Regions from separate parts of the Homo sapiens genome. Here region 2 is linked to region 1. A link is a loop called in an ENCODE intact Hi-C map of the cell type or tissue named here. Cell type or tissue: PC-3. All regions are shown on one strand. Links, peaks and the distances in the headings refer to the core of each region. The heading gives the core; the rest is flanking DNA. Region 1 has its middle 66 kb from the start of MGAT4C. Region 2 has its middle 120 kb from the start of MGAT4C.

What was found. Hi-C counts contacts between places; a loop is a spot of excess contacts. Peaks named below come from ENCODE experiments on the same cell type or tissue, not always from the same donor. Only the 100,000 strongest peaks of a DNase experiment are listed, where the experiment ranks them.
Region 2: a loop joins it to region 1, with 6 times the contacts of the local background. A loop is called at or near these places in 1 of 110 quality-filtered maps.

Annotation. Positions count from the first base shown.
Region 1 is chr12:86,318,029-86,326,383 of GRCh38, forward strand. It overlaps a transcript of MGAT4C not described here. Among named protein-coding and RNA genes, the nearest start is that of MGAT4C, 66 kb to the left of the region's middle. In PC-3, for the core only: no CTCF peak of the experiment used is centred there; no DNase peak of the experiment used is centred there.
Region 2 is chr12:86,375,134-86,383,488 of GRCh38, forward strand. It overlaps a transcript of MGAT4C not described here. Among named protein-coding and RNA genes, the nearest start is that of MGAT4C, 120 kb to the left of the region's middle. In PC-3, for the core only: no CTCF peak of the experiment used is centred there; no DNase peak of the experiment used is centred there; H3K27ac peaks cover 383 bases.

The DNA.
Region 1 (8,355 bases), core at 157-8,156:
ATAAGGCCTTATATTAAATTTTCATTGAAGATAATTTTGATGAAAACCTCTCAGAGAAATCAAAGGAAAAAGAAGCTGGAAGTACATAAACAAATTATAAAGTAGAAATTGGTTCTGTGAGGAGAGATTTATTTGGTTTAATTTTCTTTGGGTAATATAAAATATATAATCTATTTTATGAATTTTTTTGTCATTTTTCATATTAGGTTTGAATTCATACCTGAAAGAACTAGATGAATGTTACTATTTCTTTTGAGCCTGAAATTTCTTTCCAACACGCCTCACATTATTGAAACATTAATACTAAGCAGTACTGTCTACACCTGAAGGAGCAGCCATCACAGAGCTGGGTGATAAATCACTGCTCCCTGATGTCTGGCAATGTCCAAAATGCAAGCCAGTTCTCTGGAAGTGTTGGTGCTGGCACCTGCCATCCCACTTCACTCTTCACAATTGTTGGAACAGCCTTCTTCATACTGAGCCCAATTCTAGACCACATAAATAAAGTATACGGCTTTTCCTTAAAATATTATGTCTTTTTTTGTAGGGTGAATATTTTTTGTACCTTAAACTTACTGTATAGTTGGCTTCCAGATCTAAGTCATGAACAAAAAAGTCCTGACTATATTATACTATGTTGTATGATGTTGTTTTAATTATATTATAGTATTATATTTATCATATTATATGTAAAGTAAAATATATCCCTTCTCAGTATTCACCCAACCATCCCAACGGCACATCTTTAAGTGGCACAAACTTTCACTGTTTAATTATTTAGGATCATCCCAGGTTTGTTATTAATGGTTTTTAGGCTGCTGTTCTTTATCACTCTCAAGAGGTGAGACTTCCAGTTTTATCTCTGACTTTTACCTCTATGGTCTTATACCTCAGTCATTAAGTGTTAGTGATCAAGACATGTTTTTAAAGTCTATGCTTTTTCCCACTCTTCTCATTTTGCCTGGGATTTCAACATCTATCACCCAAGCTCTATTTCTTAAGATGTGACAAACACCTAACTACCCTTCTACAAGACTCAGGGAAAATGTTTCCTGTGAGAACACATTTTCTGACAGACCACAGATAACTACCTACTCCTTTCTACTCCTACTGAAGCCCATAATCATATCTATGAAGGAAGAACTTATTACAAGGGACTCCTAGATGACTTCCTATGTCCTCTATACACCAAATCATGCATAATTTCATAATCTCTTCCCATTACTTTTAGGATAAAATTCTAAAGATTTAACACATTTAGCACGAAATATAAGGCTCTTCATGATGTGATCTCAGACTGCTTCTTTAGATGTACTGATACCCCACATACATGCATAAGAAATCTCTCTCATGTCACCCCAGCAACCCATCCCATTTCCACGTAGTCCATCAAAGAAGCAGTGAATAATTCCTTCATGTCATTCAGATCTAAGTTTAAATACCTTACTATATTTATTGGGGCATTTATTAACTCCTGAATAAAATGGTCTACCCAATCACTCATATCCCAGTTTTATATCACTTAGCATTTATTTCTGTCAAGAATGGTAATACTTGTTTGCTTTTCTCTCTTCTTCCATTAAAAAGCAAGTGGAATGACACTAGGATGTTGTCTCTATTTCTGCTGAATTCCTAACACTTAAAATGTTGGTTATATTTTTTTAAGTAAGTGAATGTATGAATGCTGGCTTTGTGAGAAATGAAATGTTTCTTGTCAAGTTACCTAGGAAATATTATATTAGCATCTTGCATTTCCCCCTTTTCACATCAAGTATCTGAAAGTTGAAAGGGGCTGAATTATTACCTCTCCCAAAGTGCCCAATATTTTAGGATTCAATAAATGATAAAATTTTTTTAAAGTCCATAATTTGAAAAGAAGAAATGAAATTTTAATTCTCATAAATTAGTAAGAAAATAAATTCACGATGTACTGAGTGAATTTAGTTTTACAGAGAACCAGTTCCGTGGTTCTTATTGTTTTTCTTTTGGAATACTGTAAACTTCAAGGAAGGACAGACTGATATCTGCAGTTCTGCCCTGGGAGCCTCTGACCCAGCCCATACTTCCTGACACTACAAGATCTCCCTCACCACGTCTTCTTCTAAATCCACTTCTCTTGTATTTCTTTTTTTACTCTCAGCTTGGTAAAGGAAACTAATCTGATAATCCTGTCTGAGAAAAAAATATTGATATCTGATAATGGCTTAATTCATCTTTTACAAAGGTTTGCAACAGCCAGTAACCCAAAGGAATGAATAAACAATTTAATGTTTTGATTGTAATTTCCAGTAGGGAAGGTGTTAACTTTCTTCCAGCTCCTTGAGTTAAACTACATAAAAAGATGTTCTGCATAAAGGTGGTCTAGATTACCAAAGAGTGGCATTTTCTTTTCATACTATTAGTTTATTAAGACTTAATATTTTTCATGGTAAAAATAGTAATAGTAATAACAATAATAGTAAGAACTGAAATTTATTGAGAATTTGCCATGTACCAAAAACTGTGCCAAATGCTTTTCAAACAGTATCTCATTTCATGGTCATAGATGTACTATAGAAAATCACTTTTATCCCAAATTTACAGGTATAAAATTAGGCTTCAACAGGTTAAATCTCACTGCTGATCAGTGGCAGGGCTGGGATTTATATTATGATCTGTATAATTCCAAAAATCATGATTTTCTACAGCCTCTCAAAAAAACCCATATGGTTTTACAACTGGGTTATGATTTATCTGTCATTAAGCCCTAGGCATGAATCCCTTACTAATAGCCTTGAGTGGTGACAAAACCTTTTCTTTCTGAAAATGAAAAACTAAATGACATCATAAAGTAGCAACTTACATTTTTATCCAGCTCTAATCGTTACCACATCATTTTTCTTAATGGATCAAAATCTACCAACTATATAATTTGCACTATTTAATCCCATTCTTGCTCCTAAACAATTAAGATAGGAAAAAATCAAAAATGTACCCTAAAAAACTTCTAATTTCATATTCTAAAGATGTATGGAAATCTTTTAATAGAAAAAAACTAGATAAATCTTAAAACCATTTTTATACATTTTTAAAGTCACTATACCTTTTTAAAATTAAGGGTCTTAAAGTATCAATCTTTCAAACTTTCAATTTTATTACCCAACATTCTCTAAAATCTATGTGTGAAAAATTATTTTAAAAATTTGACAATTAAGAGAAAAAAGACATGATGTGAGAATTCTTAAGATAAAAGACCACTTCAGTTACATTAGCAAATATTTTGATTTAACATGTCTTCTAAAATGTAGCATTCATATCCTTGTATTTCTATCTCTATTTTGATTTAATTTAAGTTATGCCATAAAATAGATCATTTACACTTGGATGAAGATATCAGAAACTTCTTTTATTTTCCAGACCAAATGAAACTTTTCAGTTGATTTCTACTGAGCTTCAGGGAGTATTTTGATAGTTTGGGATTTATTTATTGTTTTAATTTTAAGAGCTAATGAGTAAACTAAGACACACCATTGAAAACAATACTAGCTGAATGCTTTTAAAATGCTGAAAATGGCCGCCAGAAAATATATTTATTCAAATGCCACTATGTTCTTTTTTAAAAATGTCCTCAAGTTATACTTTTTTAAAAATCAGAGACCTGTGAGATACCATCTCACACCAGTTAGAATGGCGATCATTAACAAGTCAGGAAACAACAGGTGCTGGAGAAGATGTGGAGAAATAGGAACACTTTTACACTGTTGGTGGGACTGTAAACTAGTTCAACCACTGTGGAAGACAGTGTGGAGATTCCTCAGGGATCTAGAACTAGAAATACCATTTGACCCAGGCATCCCATTACTGGGTATATACCCAAAGGATTACAAATCATACTGCTATAAAGACAAATGCACACGTATGTTTATTGTGGCACTATTCACAATAGCAAAGACTTGGAACCAACCCAAATGTCCATCAATGATAGACTGGATTAAGAAAATATGGCACATATACACCATGGAATACTATGCAGCCATAAAAAAGGATGAGTTCATGTCCTTTACAGGGACATGGATGAAGATGGAAACCATCATTCTGAGCAAACTATCACAAGGACAGAAAACCAAACACCGCATGTTTTCACTCATAGGTGGGAATTGAACAATAAGAACAGATGGACACAGGGTGGGGAACATCACACACTGGGGCCTGTCGTGGGGTGGGGGGAGGGGGGAGGGAGAGCATTAGGAGATATACCTAATGTAAATGACGAGTTAAGGGGTGCAGCCCACCAACATGGCACATGTATACATATGTAACAAACCTGCACGTTGTGCACATGTACCCTAGAACTTAAAGTAAAAAAAAAAAATCAGAGAACTGCTTAAATGGTTCATTCTAAACCATTGGTTTAGCTATTGAACTAACTTTGGTTGCTATTACATTTTTAGACATATAATCTTAACAGATTATAAGTTTCTTTCTTTTGTTTCTTTCCTTATTTTTCTAAGAGGATGAAGCCAATTCAGTATTATATTTATTGTTTAGAAAAAAATGAATTTAGAGGTTTCTTAATTTTTTTTATTTTTATTTTTATTTATTTAAGGCATCTGCTGGTAGAGCTGTCATTGCTCTTACTTTGTTATAATTCATTGAAAATGGTCAACGGGAAGGGCAATTTAGTTGCTTTGACTTGCAAACAGAATATTTTCCCTAAATATTACCTTCTAGCATTTTTACAAGTCCAATAACGTGTTCATATATGAGTCATAGAGCATATATTTTTAGATTGCAAAATTATACTAGCATGAGACAAGGTACTTTAGATTTGGATTGTGAAAATATCAGTTTTAAATTTATAGTAATACTTGCTTCAGTTTCTGTATACATTGTCAAGTTTATTGCAGGAAATGCGGAAGAGTTAATTTTATATTTTATTCATTATTCAAATAATTATTAAGATGTTTATAAACTCATCACAAGCATTGCTCATTTTTATTGGCTTGCAATCAGCACTTAAAATCCTATTGTAAAACTCTGCAACACATGAGGTTTGACAGATAATATAAGTTTACAGGAATTTGAAAGATCTCACAAAGCCCACAGAAATATTTTCTTGGAAGTTTTTTTTTTTTTAATGTTAACTATACAATGCTGTTTAGTGATATACTCCTGCTGGAAAAACAATTTATAATTTTTATATTTCTCATTGCAATCCTAAATAAATACATATATTATTCAAGTTTTCTATAAAAATTAAGTGTTTAGTTAATATCACATGTATCTCTCTAAAGTTACATGAATTCAGAGTAAATTATTATAATCATCCATATTTTAATATTCAACTTGCTTTTTGTATCAGTGGTTAATTTGGTAAAGTTTTAATATATTTCATCTTTATTTCCTAAAATAATATTAAAGGGATGGTAATATGAAAAAAACCACAATATTTATTTAGGATCGTAAAATAAGATATTTTTCAATATGCAGAAGGCAAAGAAAAACACTAAGTATGTAAAAAGATAATAATACAGTTAATTTAATTTAAGGAAAATATAATATCCAAATCTCATAGGTGTTCTGTTTCAAATAATCACTTAACAGAAATTCACAGCAGCAAAACAATATAACTACCGTAGTAAATACATACATATATATAAATAGACGAAATACACAATATATCTTATTTTTGTATATTTACTAATCAAAATTATTTTAAAATAACTTTATAGCTTCATGCTTCATGCCTTCTCATTGAAACATTTTCCGATAAAATTGTTGATGCTTCCGACAATTCCTATTATCGCAATTTGATATTTAAATCAAGAACTACCTAAAGCTACTAAATCTTTGCCACTAGCCTAAATGAGGCAATATTCTTCTATTCCCATGAATTATTCAAGTTTATAAAATGGTGAAATCAGATGACAAAATATTGTATTTTAATATGGACTATGTATTCTTATATAAGCTATTACGAATCAAAAGAAAACTGGAAGTAAAAATGAAACTTCAATTAGTTTTATTTTTTCTTTACATTGATTACCGGAAGCATAATTTCTTTATTTTTAATTAAATTCAGCAATGTAAATTAAGTATACTGTCACAAATTCATTTATCTTCACTAGTAAAATCTCCACAGTTAAAAACAAATAGCAATTTCTTATTCTATGGTTATGTATTGCCCCTTTCTTTTAGTTATCTATCTTACAAATTTAGGCAGATTCTCATGGGTGGTAAAAGAGTGGTAGATAGCACTGTTTAATACATCCTCATTAAAAGCAAATATGTATTATGTTGTATTAGTGACCACAAATGAGCTTGATTTTATTTCATGTTTTGTATACATAATTTCCATATTCTTACATTCTTTTAATTCTTTTTGTGCATTTTGGTTACTTATTAATTAAATATATTCTACATTAATTTTATTTTATTTTGTTTGATTTTGATATATTTATTATTGCTTTTAATTTAATTTAGTAGTAGATTATATTGCTAAACATGTGAGTTAAATCCAGGAGTAATTAGAGCATATTTCATATGTGTCACTTTATTAAGTGTAAATTTGAAAGGGAAAATATATAAATAACATTAATTGTACCATTTAGAATATTCTAATTTTGTATTAGCAGGTAAAGCAATGAGAATATATACGCTTTGACAACTAATCCATAGAGAAACGAGAGTTGTTTTTTTTTTCTGCTTGTGCAAAGCAAATTAGAAAAACAATCAATATTTCTTTTCCAGAAACATTTGCTCTCTGCCCCAGATTTATGTTGGAATGTTTATTTGGTTTGTATGACTCTCAAGAGATGTGGCTTAATGGAAGTACTTGGATAACAGTCTTAGAAATCTAATGACAATTGTTTGTTTTTCCCAAATAACCACTTCCTAATGATTATTATTGAGCCTTGCAGTGTTAAAATGACATGTTTAGTTTCAGATGAGCATTTAAAAATTATTTCAGCTATTCTGTTACTTGGTATAAAATAAATGTCAATTTTTTGACCTATTGTAGATGTTCAGAAGCAGTCAATTGTTTTAATATAAATGTTGCATTCTTCACTTATGCTTCACACATGGATGAACAACAATTTGAAGCTACTAGATCAATTCTATATATGTTATTTGCAGTAAGTATACATTCAAGTACAGATATTTATTTTTTTAGATTGGATTGTCTCTTAATATAATTTAATTCACAGTAACTACCAATACTGAGGATTATGAAAAGTTTTGTCCTCCATGTAAACATGTATTGATATTTTTCCAGATTTTTCCACATTAAGTTCTCATTAATCATTGTATATTCCAGCAGCATATCAAAAAATTAGGAATTTATTTAGAACTTAGTAGAGCTACACTATGTAGAGTGAAAAACAAAACAAAACCTTACCCCAATTCACAAATAAGTGTACAATATAATATTGGCACATTTCTAATTTTGCAATCAAAAAGGATTACAGTTCAATCCTGACTTGACTACTTTGTTCTGTGCATGAGCAAATCCAAAGATCTCTATAGCTTATTATCTGTAAGGTGGGTAAAAGAGATGTAGCATTAAAACAATTAAAATAGTGCTTGAGGCTGGGCACAGTGGCTCACACCTGTAATCCCTGCATTTTGGGAGGTCAAGGCAGGTGGATTGCTTGAGCCCAGGAGTTCAAGACCAGCCTGGGCAATATGTCAAAGCCCTATCTCTACAAAAAATACAAAAATTAGCCTGGTCTGCTGGTGCAGCCTGTATTCTCAGCTACCCAGGAGGCTGAAGCGGGAGGGTCACCTGAGCCCAGGAGGTCGAGGCTGCAATGAGCAGTGATCATACCACTGCACTCTTGCCTGGGCAACAGACTGAGACCCTGTCTCCAAAAAGAAAAAAAAAAATAATAATGCTTGACACAGGGTTCCCTATACAGTCATTTTTATTCTATTTATTTTATTACATTCTTCATGTCAAAATGGCAAGGTTAATATTGCTTGGGCTTTGAAGTTAAGACCATCTTGACTCTGCTAACTATGTAACTGTGAGCAAATTATATTACTGATCTGAGCTTGCCTATTATTTAGAATAAGAATAATATTTTATTTTACATAATATTATTGGAGGATTATGTGAGATAAAATAAATATATTTTTATATTAAGCGGCCAACAAATATTTATTTTTTACCCTGTCACTCAGCTGAAGAGAAAAAATATGAGATCTAATGTACAGCTTGGTGACTATAGTTAATAATGTAGTGTATACTTAAAATTTGCTAAGAGGGTAGATCTGCAGTATTCTCATCACACACACACACACACACACACACACACACACACACGGTAATTATGTAAGGTGATTTATATGTTAATTAGCTTGATTGTATTGTTC
Region 2 (8,355 bases), core at 232-8,231, 57 kb after region 1:
GAGTGTTGGCCTATTTAAGAGAAAAAAACCCAGTATTTCTAAGCCTCCTTTTTCAAGCAGTTTTGCATCTTGAAAGAGATATAGAAATAGGAAATACAAAAGAATAGTTCACTCAAGGTTTTGTATTTACCACTGGAAATAATAGTAGAGAAAGAATGGAGAAATTACATGGAGATTCTATGCAAAAAATTCTCTGTTGTGTTGTTACTGAACTGTAGGGAAAATCATTTTCAGATCATCTCAAAAATATAAAAATGTGAAAAGAAAATAAGGTATGGTTAGACATGCTGTCTACTAATATTAGGTTTATTGTAATTGGTCTTAATCATCTAAGGTTTATTTTTTTTTCTTTATAGTTAACCTAATCAATCTGTTTCTTAAAGTTTTGGAATTTTTAGAGAAGGAAAAAGAGGAATTTGTATAAGCATAAATAAATATTTGACAAATTCTTCCAAACTAGGATACATCATTTTAGGTACTTTACAGAACCAGATTATTTGTATACCTGTATATAGTTATTTATTTTTCTACTTTCAAATATTAATTTTTAGAAGTTAAACTAAATCATAAAATAAGAAGTTTACAACAATAAATAAATAAGCCCTGAAGCAAAAGGAAACTCAAGATTGTCATTAACAATGAGAACACTAACAATGAGAACAATGAATATCAAAATCTTTGGAATGTGTTTCACTAGTAAAATAATAAATATACCTCTAGCAATGCTACTTAAAAATGGAGAGACTATACAACGCATAATATTTTAAAGTGGGAGAGATAAATATAGATTAATGGAAAATATGGAAAGTCAATGATCATAACCATCTATTATAATGTTTGCATTTAAATCATTGCAAATAGATTGAACGTTAAGGTAAATTGTTTGGAGAGCACTATATAATTGTTTTGGAAATAATTATTTGTCTACATTACACTCAAATTTGCAAATGGATAGTTAAATTGAAAAAATGAGGCTGTAGGGTGGCTCATGCCTATAATCCCAGCAGTCTGGGAGGCCAAGGAGGGCAGATGGCTTGAGTCCAGGAGTTCAAGCCAGCCTGAGAGACATGGAGATAACACATGTCAAAAAAAAAAAAAAAAAAAAAGAGCCGGGTGTTGTGGTGCATGCCTGTAGTACCAGCAGCTACCCAGCAGGCTCAAAGCCTGGAGGCAAAGGTTGCAGTAAGTGAGCTGAGATCCAACCACCGCACTCCAGCCTGGGTGACAGAATGAGACCCTGTCTCAAAAAACCAAAAATAAATAAATTTGAAAAATGAAACAAAAAGATTATTGTGTATATACATATATATATGAAATACAATTTTTTAGTCAGAATGTAAAGACATTTCTGTACATTGCTATATTTTCCTGTGCCTAGAACAATATATTAGAATCCCAATGAATATTTGGTGAATGACTAAATGGGAGAGGCTTTATTATTTATGGTAAATACAAACAAAAATTAGGTCACATGACAAGACAAAAATAGGAGGAATAAACATAAATTTAGAACCATAAGAAAACATAAGTATTTAACAAAAATCATCATTAACTCAATAGGAAAAATATAAATAAGCAGGACTTAAGGGGTAAAGTGATGACACTCCCCTCCCCATGTACGTACCTACATCAAAGAGCAAGAAAGAGAGAGAGAGACAGAGAGAGAGAGACAGAGAGAGAGAGACAGAGAGAGAGAGAGAGAGAGAGAGACAGAGAGAGAGAGAGAGAGAGAGAGGAGAAAAAGAGAAAGAGAGCTGTTGAGATTGAGATTGAAAGGAGAGATACATCTTTAAGTTGTTGACACTAGTGGAATTAATGTACTTTATTCTTCTCTTCAACCTTCATTTTCATATTTTTCTACATTTCATTATATAATTATTTTTGTTAAAAGAAACAAAAATATTATTTCCTGTGGTTAGGCATTTGCTTTTTTTTTTTTTTTTTGACATGGAGTTTCGCTCTTGTTGCCCAGGCTAGAGTGCAATGGCACGATCTCCGCTCACTGCAACCTCCACCTCCTAGGTTTAAGCGATTCTCCTGCCTCAGACTCTGAGTAGCTGGGATTACAGGCATTCGCCACCACGCCTGGCTAATTTTGTATTTTTAGTAGAGATAGGATTTCTCTATCTTGGTCAGGCTGGTCTCCAACTCCCGACCTCAGGTTATCCGCCCACCTCAGCATCCCAAAGTGCTGGGATTACAGGCGTGAGCCACTGCACCCGGCTGGCATTTACATTATTAACCACAAAAATCTTACTGCTTTTTTCCTATTATTTTAAAATGAAATGGTAATCAACAGTGATAGCAAGTAGTCTTTAACTCAAAACCAACATATTTGTCAGGGCATTTACTATTACACAGAATAGCAGCATATATGTTGTGTTCAATGCTTTAATCCCAACAATGAACTATTAAATAATGACTTGCGCTCTTAACGATGTTTTAATTTTAACAGTGACACACTTAAGAATATACTTAGACTTTTTCATCCCTTTGATTTTTTCACCAAAGATCAATAATGATTTAATATTTTCCTTTTCTACATATTTTTAATGTTGTACAATATAAAAACATAAAATTTGCCATCTTAACAGTTTTTAAGTATGCAATTCAGTGATATGACTACACTCACATTGTTGTGCAAGCATCATCACTACCCATCTTGAGAACTTTTCTCAGCTTTCCAAACTGAAATCCTATACTCATGGAACAGTAACTCTCCATTCTCCCCTTCCCTGGCCCCAAGTCCCTGGCAACCACCATTCTACTTGCTGTCTCTATGAACTTGATTAATATAGATACTTTATATAAGTTGAATCATATAATATTTGCCCCTTTGTGACTGGTTTATTTCACATTGCATAATCTCATCAATATTCAACCATGTGGTATTATGTGTCAGAATTTCCTTCCTTTTTAAAGTTGAATGATATTCCACTGTGTGTATATACCACATTTATCCACTCATCTGTTAATAGATATTTTGCTTGCTTCCACCTTTCAGCTATTGTGAATAATGTTGCTATGAAAATGGGTGTACAAATGGCTCTTCAAGATCCCATTTTCAATGATTTGGGGTATATACCCAGAGTGAAATTGTTGGACTATATGGCAATTCTATTTTTAATTTTTTTTGAGGAACTACTAAAGGAGTATTAATTATTACTGTTATCTGGTTATATGAATGACCACAGTGTGTTGGTATTTACATGGGACTTGAATTTGGAGTCAAAAAATAAGGATGTGATTTTTCGTTTTTCCTTAGCTAATTCATAAGAATCTCTAGACATTTGACTTGTATAATAAGGTGGAACAATATAAGCAATATGACTTAAAGTTTGTAAATTCATATCCGTGAGTTTTAGATTTGGTGGAGGAAAGAAAAAAAGAGCAAACACGATGACTTCATTTTAACATTATTTTATCCAAGAATCATGAGCTTAAAGGACTGGGGATAAGCAGTTCTCTTAATGTTAATGAGGAAGACACAGAAATAATGACCTACAGAAAGTTTGAATTATAGAGATCCGAATTCAATATGATTTATTTACAGGGTTTTCCCTAGAAGAAAATGTGAAGTATAAGATTAGCAAGAAGATGAGTAAATCAATCTCACGATACTAATCTAGAAATAATCTTCAATTACTTGGAACTTGAAGTCATGTTGGCTGACGAAGTTGCAAGGTAACAGTCTTAAAATGAAGTCCCAGGAAGTATCTAAGGATCCAGACTAGAGAAGTTTACAAAAGTTACAGTGAGGCCAGAAGGAGTTCTGCTATCTTTTGCCTGGTGGCTATATAGATTTAGAACCAATATTGGAGCTCTTAGAATCAACCTGCTTGATTTGAATCTGAACTCTATCTTTTGCCAAAAATGTATATCTAAACATCATATTGTATTCCATAAATATATACAATAATTATTTGTCCATTAAAAATACAATTGAACAATATCTTAGGCAAGTAGTATAACCTTAAGGTTCTCAGCTTATTTATTTTTAAAATATTGGTAATACTCATATTTACCTTATAAATTTGTGGAAAAGTTACATGAATAAATACATGTAAAATGTTTAGAACAATGCCTAGTTGAGAGTGTTGCATAAATACAAGCTATCACCATTACTTGACTAAAATATAGTCATAGTTGTCCTCTCTCCCATGTGGACGAAAATGCTTCTTTATTATTTTAATCATCGTTTTGCTGCTGTTGAATATATTGGCTAAAAATTGAAATTAGGCATTTTATATAATAGAGCCTATGAATATTTATTCCAACTTCTGCCTTGATAGTTGAACAGGTTTGTCTCTGAAAATAGCATCATGCAGTAAAGTTTATATTATTTGCACTAAACACTGTTGCCACCTCTTTCTGGCAAAGGTTATTTGGGAGCAGGGAATGTGTCTGACTGATTCATGATTATATATCTACTGCTTAGAACGGTACATGGCACACAGCATTAGATAAATATTTGACCAGTGAATGAGCAAAGGAAAAAAACTGTTTACTCTTAGTATTCTAATTACATTCTATATAAAACAATACTTTTTTTAGAAAAAGTTTAATATAGATAACAATTAATTAAAATTATACTTTCAGTCATAATCTAAGGCTTGCTCGTTTCTATTACAAATTTCAATAATCTTATATCTGCTCTTTTATCTTTTTCCTATTTTGTCATTCTTCAATCCAAAATTTTGTTTTATCCTGAGTTAGAATAAGTGTTCTTGTTAAAGGTATTCATCTAACATCTCAAAGTAAACTCATAATCAAATAAGTGATTCACAGCATAGAAAAATTTGTGGGGATTCATAAGTGGGTGTTGTATAGGAGAGGCTAATAAAGCCAAGCATTATTCTAACCTTTCACTCTATGAATTTTAAGTGTGGCGATATCCTAGGTATTATTTTCTGGGCCAAAGACTAGAAATGAGTAGGACTAGTACAATTATTTCTTATATGAGTCATTTTTTTATGATAACATTGACTAATGTGCTGTAACACTGAATACGTTTAAATTGGTTCTGCTTAATAATACTTGATCTACATCACAATACACATTCTTTCTACAGAGTGAAAAGAAATGCTAAGAATCAGAGCCACTACAAAAGGCTTCACACTGACATTAAAAATAACATTAAAAAATTGAAAAAAATTCACCAAATTTCTGAAAGGCTGTTTTATCCAGCTTCTCTTTCTTTTGGTTAAATAGACTTATTCTCTTAATAATCCTTAACAGAAAAAACTGAATTTGCCACTTCGTGGTGTTAAATATTGACTGTGACCATGCCATACATTATAACATTGCTTGTATGCCAGAAATAAAAAAAAAATTAATGCTGGAATAAATTAATGATTATGATGACTTCGTTTGGTAGAAAGTAAACCAGACAAGGACATAGATTGTTTCTGTCATAATCAGTGCTGTCTCTTCCATGCCTAAAAGAATGAATACGTGAAAAATCATGATTAGATCAAAATTCAACATTACACAACATACCTACTAAGCCCTTTGTGTGTATCATTTCATTTAGTCTTCATGAGAACACAATAAGGAGGAAGCCAATCACAATCCAGAGAGACATAATCCATAAAACCTACATTTTATTCAAAAATATGCAGTTTTTGAAGATGCTTTAACAAGGAGATTGGCTAACAATCCCAAGCCCATAATCCCAAATGTTGAAATCCCAAAAGATCAAAATGCCTAACGTCTAAAATCTTGAAAATATAATTCAGGAAAAAATAATTTTAAATGTTCTTAAAAGACATTTATTTCCTCTTTTGAAAGGGAATTTCTTTGAGAAGTATATGAAAATATGAGAAAACACTTCATAGGCCAATTTATACAATAAAATAGGCAAGAATAGCATACATGTTTTTGCAAGCATAAACACCCAGACATAGAAACTGACAGTTTAACAGGTACAACAGTTATGAGCAGGTGAACAGTATTCATTAAGAGAAAGCTCAAAAAGTGAAATATAAAAAAGCATACCACTATAGTTGGAATCATGTGTACCCAGCTTTATAATGGTGTTCATTTGTCACGTGGCTGTCAACTTGAGATTTTTGACAGGATAGATTAAAAAAACCAAAAGGGGTTACTGCAGTATATGCAGTCACCAAAAGAGCTGGGATCTCAAGATCACAAATTCAGATTTAGAGAAAAAAGACATATCTTCATTTATTGTGAAAGTTCCAATGTTTTCACATTTAGAATCTGAGAAGCTGATGGTGTAACTTTCAGTTTGAGTCTGAAAGCCTTACGACCCGGGGAGGTCTCTGGTGCAAGTCCTAGAGTCCAAAGGCCTGTGAGCCTGGGGTTCTGAAGTCCAAGGAAGCAGAGGAAAAATCTATCTCAACTCTCAGAAACAGACCAATTCACCTTCTGTAGAGACTGTGCCTGCCAACAGTGAGGGCAGATCTTTCCCACCTAATACCTTCAGACTCACACACTAGTCTCTGGAAATATCTTCACAGACACACACACAAAAATGCTTTACCAAGTTTTTAGGTATTCGTTAATCCAATCAAACTGACACATAAAATTGTTCATAAATCCATTCCTTATCAATTAGGCATCTGATATGGTTTGGCTGTGTCCCCACCCAAATCTCATCTTGAATTCCCATGTGTTGTGGGAGGGACCTGGTGGGAGGTAATTGAGTCACGGGGGCAGGTCTTTCCTGTGCTGTTCTCGTAATAGTGAATAAGTCTCATGAGATCTGATAGGTTTAAAAATGGGAGTCTCCCTGCACAAGCCATTTTCTCTTGTCTACCACCATGTGAGACATGCCTTTCACCTTCTGCCATGGTTGTGAGGCCTCCCCAGCCATGTGGAACTGTAACTCCATTAAATCTCCTTCTTTTGTAAATTGCCCAATCTTGGGTATGTCTTTATCCCGAAAATGTGGAAGCGACTTTGGAACTGGGTAATAGGCAGAGGTTGGAACAGTTTGGAGGGCTCAGAAGAATACAAGAAAATGTGGGAACATTTGGAACTCCTGAGAGACTTGTTGAATGGCATTGACCAAAATGCTGATAAAGATACAGACAATGAAATCCAGGCTGAAGTGGTCTCAGATGGAGATGAGGAACTTGTTGGGAACTAGAGCAAAGGTGATTCCTGTTATATTTTAGCAAAGAGACTGGTGGCATTGTGCCCCTGCACTAGAGATTTGTGGAATGTTGAACTAGAGAAAGATGATTTAGGGTATCTGGCAGAAGAAATTTCTAAGCAGAAAAGCATTCAAGAGGTGACTTGGGTGCTGTTAAATGCATTCAGTTTTAAAAGGGAAGCAGAGCATAAAAGTTCAAAAAATTTGCAGCCTGACAATGCAATAGAAAAGAAAATCAGATTTTTTGAGGAAAAATTCAAGCTGACTGCAGAAATTTGCATAAGTAACGAGGATGTTAATCATAAAGACAATGGGAAAATGTCTCCAGGGCATGTCAGAGACTTCAATGGCAGCCCCTCCCTTCACAGGCCCAGGGGTTTAGGAGGAAAAATATGGTTTCATGGGCCGGGCCCAGGGTCCCCGTGCTGTGTGCAGTCTAGGGACTTGGTGCCCTGCATCCTAGCTGCTCCAGCCAGGGCTGAAAGGGGCAGACATAGAGCTTGGGCCATGGCTTCAGAAGGTATAAGCCCCAAGCCTTAGAAGTTTCCATGGGATTTTGAGCTGTGAGTGTACAGAAGTCATGAATTGGGGTTTGGGAGCCTTTGGCTTGATTTCAGATTTATGGAAATGCCTGAATGGCCAGGCAGAAGTTTGCTGCAGGGGCAAAGCCCTCATGGAGAATCTCTGCCAGGGCAGTGCAAAAGAGAAATGTGGGGTCAGAACCCCCACACAGAGTGCCTACTGGGGCACCACCTCCTGGAGCTGTGAGAAGAGGACCACCATCCTTTAGACCTCAGAATGGTAGATCCACTGACAGCCTGCATTGGGTTTCTTGAAAAGCTACAGACATTCAATGCCAGCTCATGAAGCAGCCAGGAGAGGGGTTATACTCTGCAAAGCCATAGAGGTAGAGCTGCCCAAGGCAGTGGGAGCCCATCCCCTGCATCAGCGTGACCTGGACATGAGGCATGAAGTCAAAGGAGATCATTTTGGAGCTTGAAGATTTGACTGCCCTTGGCCAGGCACAGTGGCTCACGCCTGTAATCCCAGCACTTTGGGAGGCCAAGGTGGGCAGATCACCTGAGGTCAAGAGATCGAGACCATCCTGGCCAACATGGTGAAACCCCATCTCTACTAAAAATACAAAAATTATCTGGGCGTGGTGGCATGCACCTGTAGTCCTAGCTACTTGGGAGGCTGAGGCAGGAGAATCGCTTGAACCTGGGGATGGAGGT